2 separate regions of the Homo sapiens genome follow, and region 2 is linked to region 1. Evidence: chromatin loops called from intact Hi-C (ENCODE). Cell type or tissue: mammary epithelial cell. All regions are shown on one strand. Each heading gives the region's core, and the rest is flanking DNA. Links, peaks and the distances in the headings are about the cores only.

Region 1 (2,904 bases), core at 260-2,759:
GGTTCGTGTTATGTAATGGCAGAATATTTGGAAACACTGTCATCTTAGGTGACTTAGAACAGGGATCCCTGACCCCCAGGCTGTGGACTGGTACTGGTCTGTGGCCTGTTAGGAACTGGGCCACACAGCAGGAGGTGAGCAGAGGGCAAGCAAGCATTCCTGCTTGAGCTCTGCCTCCTGTCAAATCAGCCAGGGCATTGGATTCTCATAGGAGCACAAAGCCTATTGTGAACTGCACATGCGAGGGAACCAGGTTGCAAGCTCCTTATGAGAATCTAATGCCTAAGAATCTGAGGTGGAACAGTTTCACCACAAAACTATGTCCCACCACCACCCCATCCATGGAAAAATTGTCTTTCATGAAATCAGTCCCTGGTGCCAAAAAGGTTGGGGACCATGGACTTAGAAGACAGAAAACTTACCCCGGATTCCTCCTAAGCCGTGTCCCATCTGTGCAGGACCCCACTGAAAATCGGACTGTTCAACTCACCTGGCAGCCACTTCCAGAGCCCCTGGAACTCTGGCCCAAGGCTCTCTGACTGACACCTTCCCAGATCTTCTAGGCTTAGCAGCTGAAGACTGACACTGCCCGATTGCCTCGGAAGCCTGCAGGACCATCACAGATGCTCTGGGTAACTCTCACAGTGGAGGGTAAGTCTGTCCCTGTCTTAATCAATATGGAGGCTACCCACTCCACATTACCTTCTTTTCAAGGGCCTGTTTCCCTTGCCTCCATAACTGTTGTGGGTATTGACGGCCAGTTTTCTAAACCTCTTAAAACTCCCCACTCTGGTGCCAGCTTAGACAATACTCTTTTAAGCACTCGTTTTTAGTTATCCCCACCTGCCCAGTTCCCTTATTAGGCTGAGACACTTTAACTAAATTATCTGCTTCCCTGACTATTCCTGGGCTACAGCCACACCTCATTGCCACCTTTTCGCCCAGTTCAAAGCCTCTTTCACATCCTCCCCTTGTATCTCCCCACCTTAACCCACAAGTGTAGGACATCTCTACTCCCTCCTTAGCGATCAATCATGCACCCCTTACCATCCCATTAAAACCTAATCACCCTTACCTTGCTCAACACCAATATCCCATCCCACAGCACGCTTTAAAAGGATTAAAGTCTGTTATCACTCGCCTGCTACAGCATGGCCTTTTAAAGCCTATAAACTCCCCTTACAATTCCCCCATTTTACCTGTCCTAAAACCAGACAAGGCTTACGGCTTATTTCAGGATCTGCACCTTATCAACCAAATTGTTTTGCCTATCCACATGGTGGTGCCAAACCCATATACTCTCCTATCCTCAATACCTCCCTCCACAACCCATTATTCTGTTCTAGATCTCAAACATGCTTTCTTTACTACTCCTTTGCACCCTTCATCCCAGCCTCTCTTCACTTTCACTTGGACTGACCCTGACACCCATCGGGCTCAGCAAATTACCTGGGCTGTACTGCCACAAGGCTTCACGGACAGCCCCCATTAGTTCAGTCAAGCCCAAATTTCTTCCTCATCTGTTACCTATCTTGGCATAATTCTCATAAAAACACACGTGCTCTCCCTGCCTATCATGTCCAACTGATCTCTCAAACCCCAGCACCTTCTACAAAACAACAACTCCTTTGCTTCCTAAGCATGGTTGGATACTTTCGACTTTAGATACCTGGTTTTGCCATCCTAACAAAACCATTATATAAACTCACAAAAGGAGACCTAGCTGACCCCATAGATCCTAAATCCTTTCCCCACTCCTCTTTCTGTTCCTTGAAGACAGCTTTAGAGACTGCCCCCACCCTAGCTCTCCCTGACTCATCCCAACCCTTTTCATTACCCACAGCTGAAGTGCAGGGCTGTGCAGTCAGAATTCTTACACAAGAACCGGGACCATGCCCTGTAGCCTTTTTATCCAAACAATTTGACCTTACCGTTTTGCCTAGCCCTCAAGTTGGCATGTGGTGGCCACCACCACCCTGATACTTTTAGAGGCCCTTAAAATCACAAACTATGCTCAACTCACTCTCTACAGTTCTTATAACTTCCAAAATCTATTTTCTTCCTCACACCTGATGCATATACTTTCTGCTCCCTGGCTCCTTCAGCTGTACTCACTCTTTGTTGAATCTCCCACAGTTACCATTGTTCCTGGCCTGGACTTCAATCTGCCCTCCCACATTATTCCTGATACCACACCTGACCCCCATGACTGTATCTCTCTGATCCACCTGACATTCACCCCATTTCCCCATATTTCCTTCTTTCCTGTTCCTCACCCTGATCACACTTGGTTTATTGATGGCAGTTCCGCCCGGCCTAATTGCCACACACCAGCTAAGGCAGGCTATGCTATAGTACAAGCCACTAGCCTGCCTCTTAGAACCTCTCATTTCCTTTCCATCATGGAAATCTATCCTCAAGGAAATAACTTCTCAGTGTTCCATCTGCTATTCTACTACTTCTCAGGAATTATTCAGGACCCCTCCCTTCCCTACACATCAAGCTCGGCGATTTGCCCCCGCCCAAGACTGGCAAATTGGCTTTACTCAACTAAAATACCTCTTGGTCTGGGTAGACACTTTCACTGGATAGGTAGAGGCCTTTCCCACAGGGTCTAAGAAGGCCACCGCGGTCATTTCTTCCCTCTGTCAGACATAATTCCTCGGTTTGGCCTTCCCACCTCTATACAGTCCTAGAAGGACTTTATTAGTCAAAGCACCCAAGCAATTGCTCAGGCTCTTAGTATTCAGTGAACTAATGGTCTTTTAAAAACACACCTCACCAAGCTCAGCCACCAACATAAAAAGGACTGGACAATACTTCTACCACTTGTCCTTCTCAGAATTCGGGCCTGTCATCGGAATGCTACAAGGTACAGCCCATTTGAGCTCCTGTAATGGATGC
Region 2 (2,904 bases), core at 267-2,766, 1.2 Mb after region 1:
TTTTGAGTCTTCGCCTTGCTGGGCTTGTTCCCTCAGTGTTTGCTTCAGTACATCATATGTATTAAAAGACAGCTCTTCTGGCTCTTCTTAGTTGGGAGATAGCAATAAGGATTGGAAAGAGACAAAGGGGGAAGGAACAGGCATCAGGGTTTCAACACAAACTGATGTTCATTGAATCCTTATAAAGTTCCCTAGAACTGAATGGAACCTTCCAAGAGTGGTTAACCAGAGCCGACTGCAGCTCAGACCCTTATTCTAAACACTCTTGCAACACTAATTTATTGTTGTGGCCCTCCCATTCCATGGCTAACTCGTATCATTAAGAAGCCCTAGAGTCTTCATAACTCTAAAGCCATGCCTCCTAAATCCAGTTGGCTTTTGGGGCAGAACTTTACTTTTATCCCTGTTACACGGTGCCTTGTTGACTCATCCCTCCATCCTTGTCTGTACAGATCTTTAGGGATCCTCAGAATTACCTAACCCTTCCCAATTCCATGTCAGCTGCACATCTGATTAGCCTGCTTATTCTCAATAAAACTGCACATTCTTTAGAGTTTGAGTCTTAGGCAGGGAAAAATAGTTTTAGAGGAACAAACGCCCCCCCCCACCCCCCGCCCCCGCCAACCAGGTTACTTCAATGCTTGTTCATTTCCCTGCCTAGATAACATCCCCTCTCTCTGCACACTGAGCCCAGCAGCCCAGGTCCTGCCCAACAGAGCTCCTTTTTTATTTTCTGACTGGTCAACCCCAAAAGTCCAACCATTTTCCCGAGCTCTGCATGCCTGGAAGCTAAGTCCAAAGTCCCTGAGCTCCAGTGTCCAGGCTATATGTCATTCCTCTTCTTTGTAGATATGGGAAGATTTCTTTGCAGACATGAGGAAGTTTCTTGACTTAGAAAGATGTACCTGGTCCACTGTGGGCATGCAGTGAATGTTCATCAAATGAAAGGAAAATAAGCACCTTCCATATATATGTGTGAAGTTCTGAATTCGGCATTGGCCTCAAGAAGGCTTCAATGTTCATCCTTTCCACTGGGCCATCCCTAAAATCCTTAAGCAGAGGGACTACCTCTGTACTTAAAGATCTCCAAACAGAAAGATAGCACATTCTCTTTACAGCCAGTAGAAACTATTGAGCTCATCTCTCCATTGACTCATTCACTTGCTAACTCATTTATTGAGCACATGCTATGCGCCAGGCCTTGAGTAGGCACTGGGGATACAGAAGTGATTATAAAATGACCTCCAGGAGCTGACAGTCTACTGAGGAAGGCAGCCATGGAAACAGTGCTTCTGTCACGTATAATGTGCCCCCAGTGTGGTGAAGCATTAATAAAACTTGTCATGAGCGCCCACAGGCAAGGGTCAACCCCTGCTTGGAAGAGATGATATTTGGGCAAAGGTGGAAACAAGTGCCTGTAATCCAGTTCCTCCAATCTCCTTGGGGAGGAAAAGGTAAGGTAGGTTCTCTTTTCAACCTGTTTCCAATTCCTAGTGGGGAACAAACCTATAAGGGCCACAAGCCTGAGTGAAGAGAAACTACTGAGTTCTCCCATCCCCTCCAGTGTCCTGAATCAGCGTGCAAGTCTGTGTTTCCTTACATCTCTCCCAAAAGAGCTGGGTGGCAAGCTGAGCCCTTTGCTGCAAGTGAGGGCTGCAGTTTGCACATCCAAGGCCCCAGATGGGCCTTGGCTGGCATCTAGCACCACCTACTGGCCACGGAAGGAAAAGCAAAGGTCCAGCTGCCACCTCTCCCCCAGGGCTCCTGCAGTCACGCCTTGCCTGGATGCTGCATCCCTTCACACCCTGATTATCACCCTGGAGCCCCATCTCGCCACCCAAGGGCAGAGGGCAAACTTCAAAGGTGACACAGACACTCTGAAGGAAACAAGAGGCCACAAAGCCAGCTGGAGCAGGCAGACACAGGGACAGAATCTGTGCCCTGGAGCCTGAGGGGCAGGCTGAGAGGGCGGAGCAGGATGGGGCCTGAGAAAGAGGTCAAAAAGGGACAGCAGCACAGTGAATGACAGTCAGAACCAAGCAGTGGAGACACGGAAGATGCTGGAGGGTTCTATGGAATCTTCCTGGAGAAGGACCTGAGGTCCCAGAAAGGAGTCACATTCCGGCCCCAGCAGGTCAGGTGCTGAGGCTGCCCTCATCCTAGACAATGTCACCCTTCTTGTACCCAGGTGCTTCCAGGCAGCTCCTCCCAGCCCTCTGACCTCCACGAGCGGCACTTGCCCAGGGCTGCTCCCAGCACTGCAGCTGGAGCCAGGACACACCCTTCTTGGTGCCCAGCTCAGCTCCAGCTCGTCTTAGTCGGGAGACAGCCATGAAGACTGGAAAGAGACAAAGGGAGAAGGAACAGAGGTGAGGGTTTCAGCATAAGCTGATATTACATGAATCACATATAGAGTTCCTGATGTAAGATTAAATTGCAATTAAGCATCCTTCAATTTTGAATCACTGGCTCAGGGATTTCTGCTTAAAAGATAGCTTCCTGGGCACTGGCAGAAGCTGACATCCCTGATAGTCCACGCTCCCTCCTTTTTCAGGGGCTACAAACAGGGGCCCATGGAGAAGCACATGGAGCTTCAGGTAAAATTTTGGGCTTTGGAATCAGACACACCAGCTGTTGACTTGGGCGAGTCACTTAACATCTCTGAGCCTTGCGCTCCTCTGAAAAATAAGGATGGCGAAACCACCTCATCGAACTGTTGTAAAGAGTAAGCACACAAACCACTTAGCCCAGTACCTGGAAGATAAGCTCAATAAATATTGGCTAGGAAAAAACAAAAACCAAGACCTTGACGGCTTCGTCGCTGAGCACGCTGCATCCCCTTGCTTGGAATAAATTCTAAGGCATGGCTCAGCAGCCTCCCCCAGCCAGCTCCCAGCCTCCGTG

What was found. A loop is a pair of places that touch in the nucleus more often than their neighbours do. Peaks named below come from ENCODE experiments on the same cell type or tissue, not always from the same donor. Only the 100,000 strongest peaks of a DNase experiment are listed, where the experiment ranks them.
Region 2: a loop joins it to region 1, with 5 times the contacts of the local background. A loop is called at or near these places in 3 of 110 quality-filtered maps.

Annotation. Positions count from the first base shown.
Region 1 is chr15:87,041,547-87,044,450 of GRCh38, forward strand. No RefSeq gene overlaps it. Among named protein-coding and RNA genes, the nearest start is that of LINC00052, 530 kb to the right of the region's middle. In mammary epithelial cell, for the core only: a CTCF peak has its summit at 1,277 (motif pointing right); no DNase peak of the experiment used is centred there.
Region 2 is chr15:88,273,022-88,275,925 of GRCh38, forward strand. No RefSeq gene overlaps it. Among named protein-coding and RNA genes, the nearest start is that of NTRK3, 18 kb to the left of the region's middle. RefSeq lists enhancers at 1,530-2,030, 2,031-2,531. In mammary epithelial cell, for the core only: a CTCF peak has its summit at 1,718 (motif pointing left); no DNase peak of the experiment used is centred there.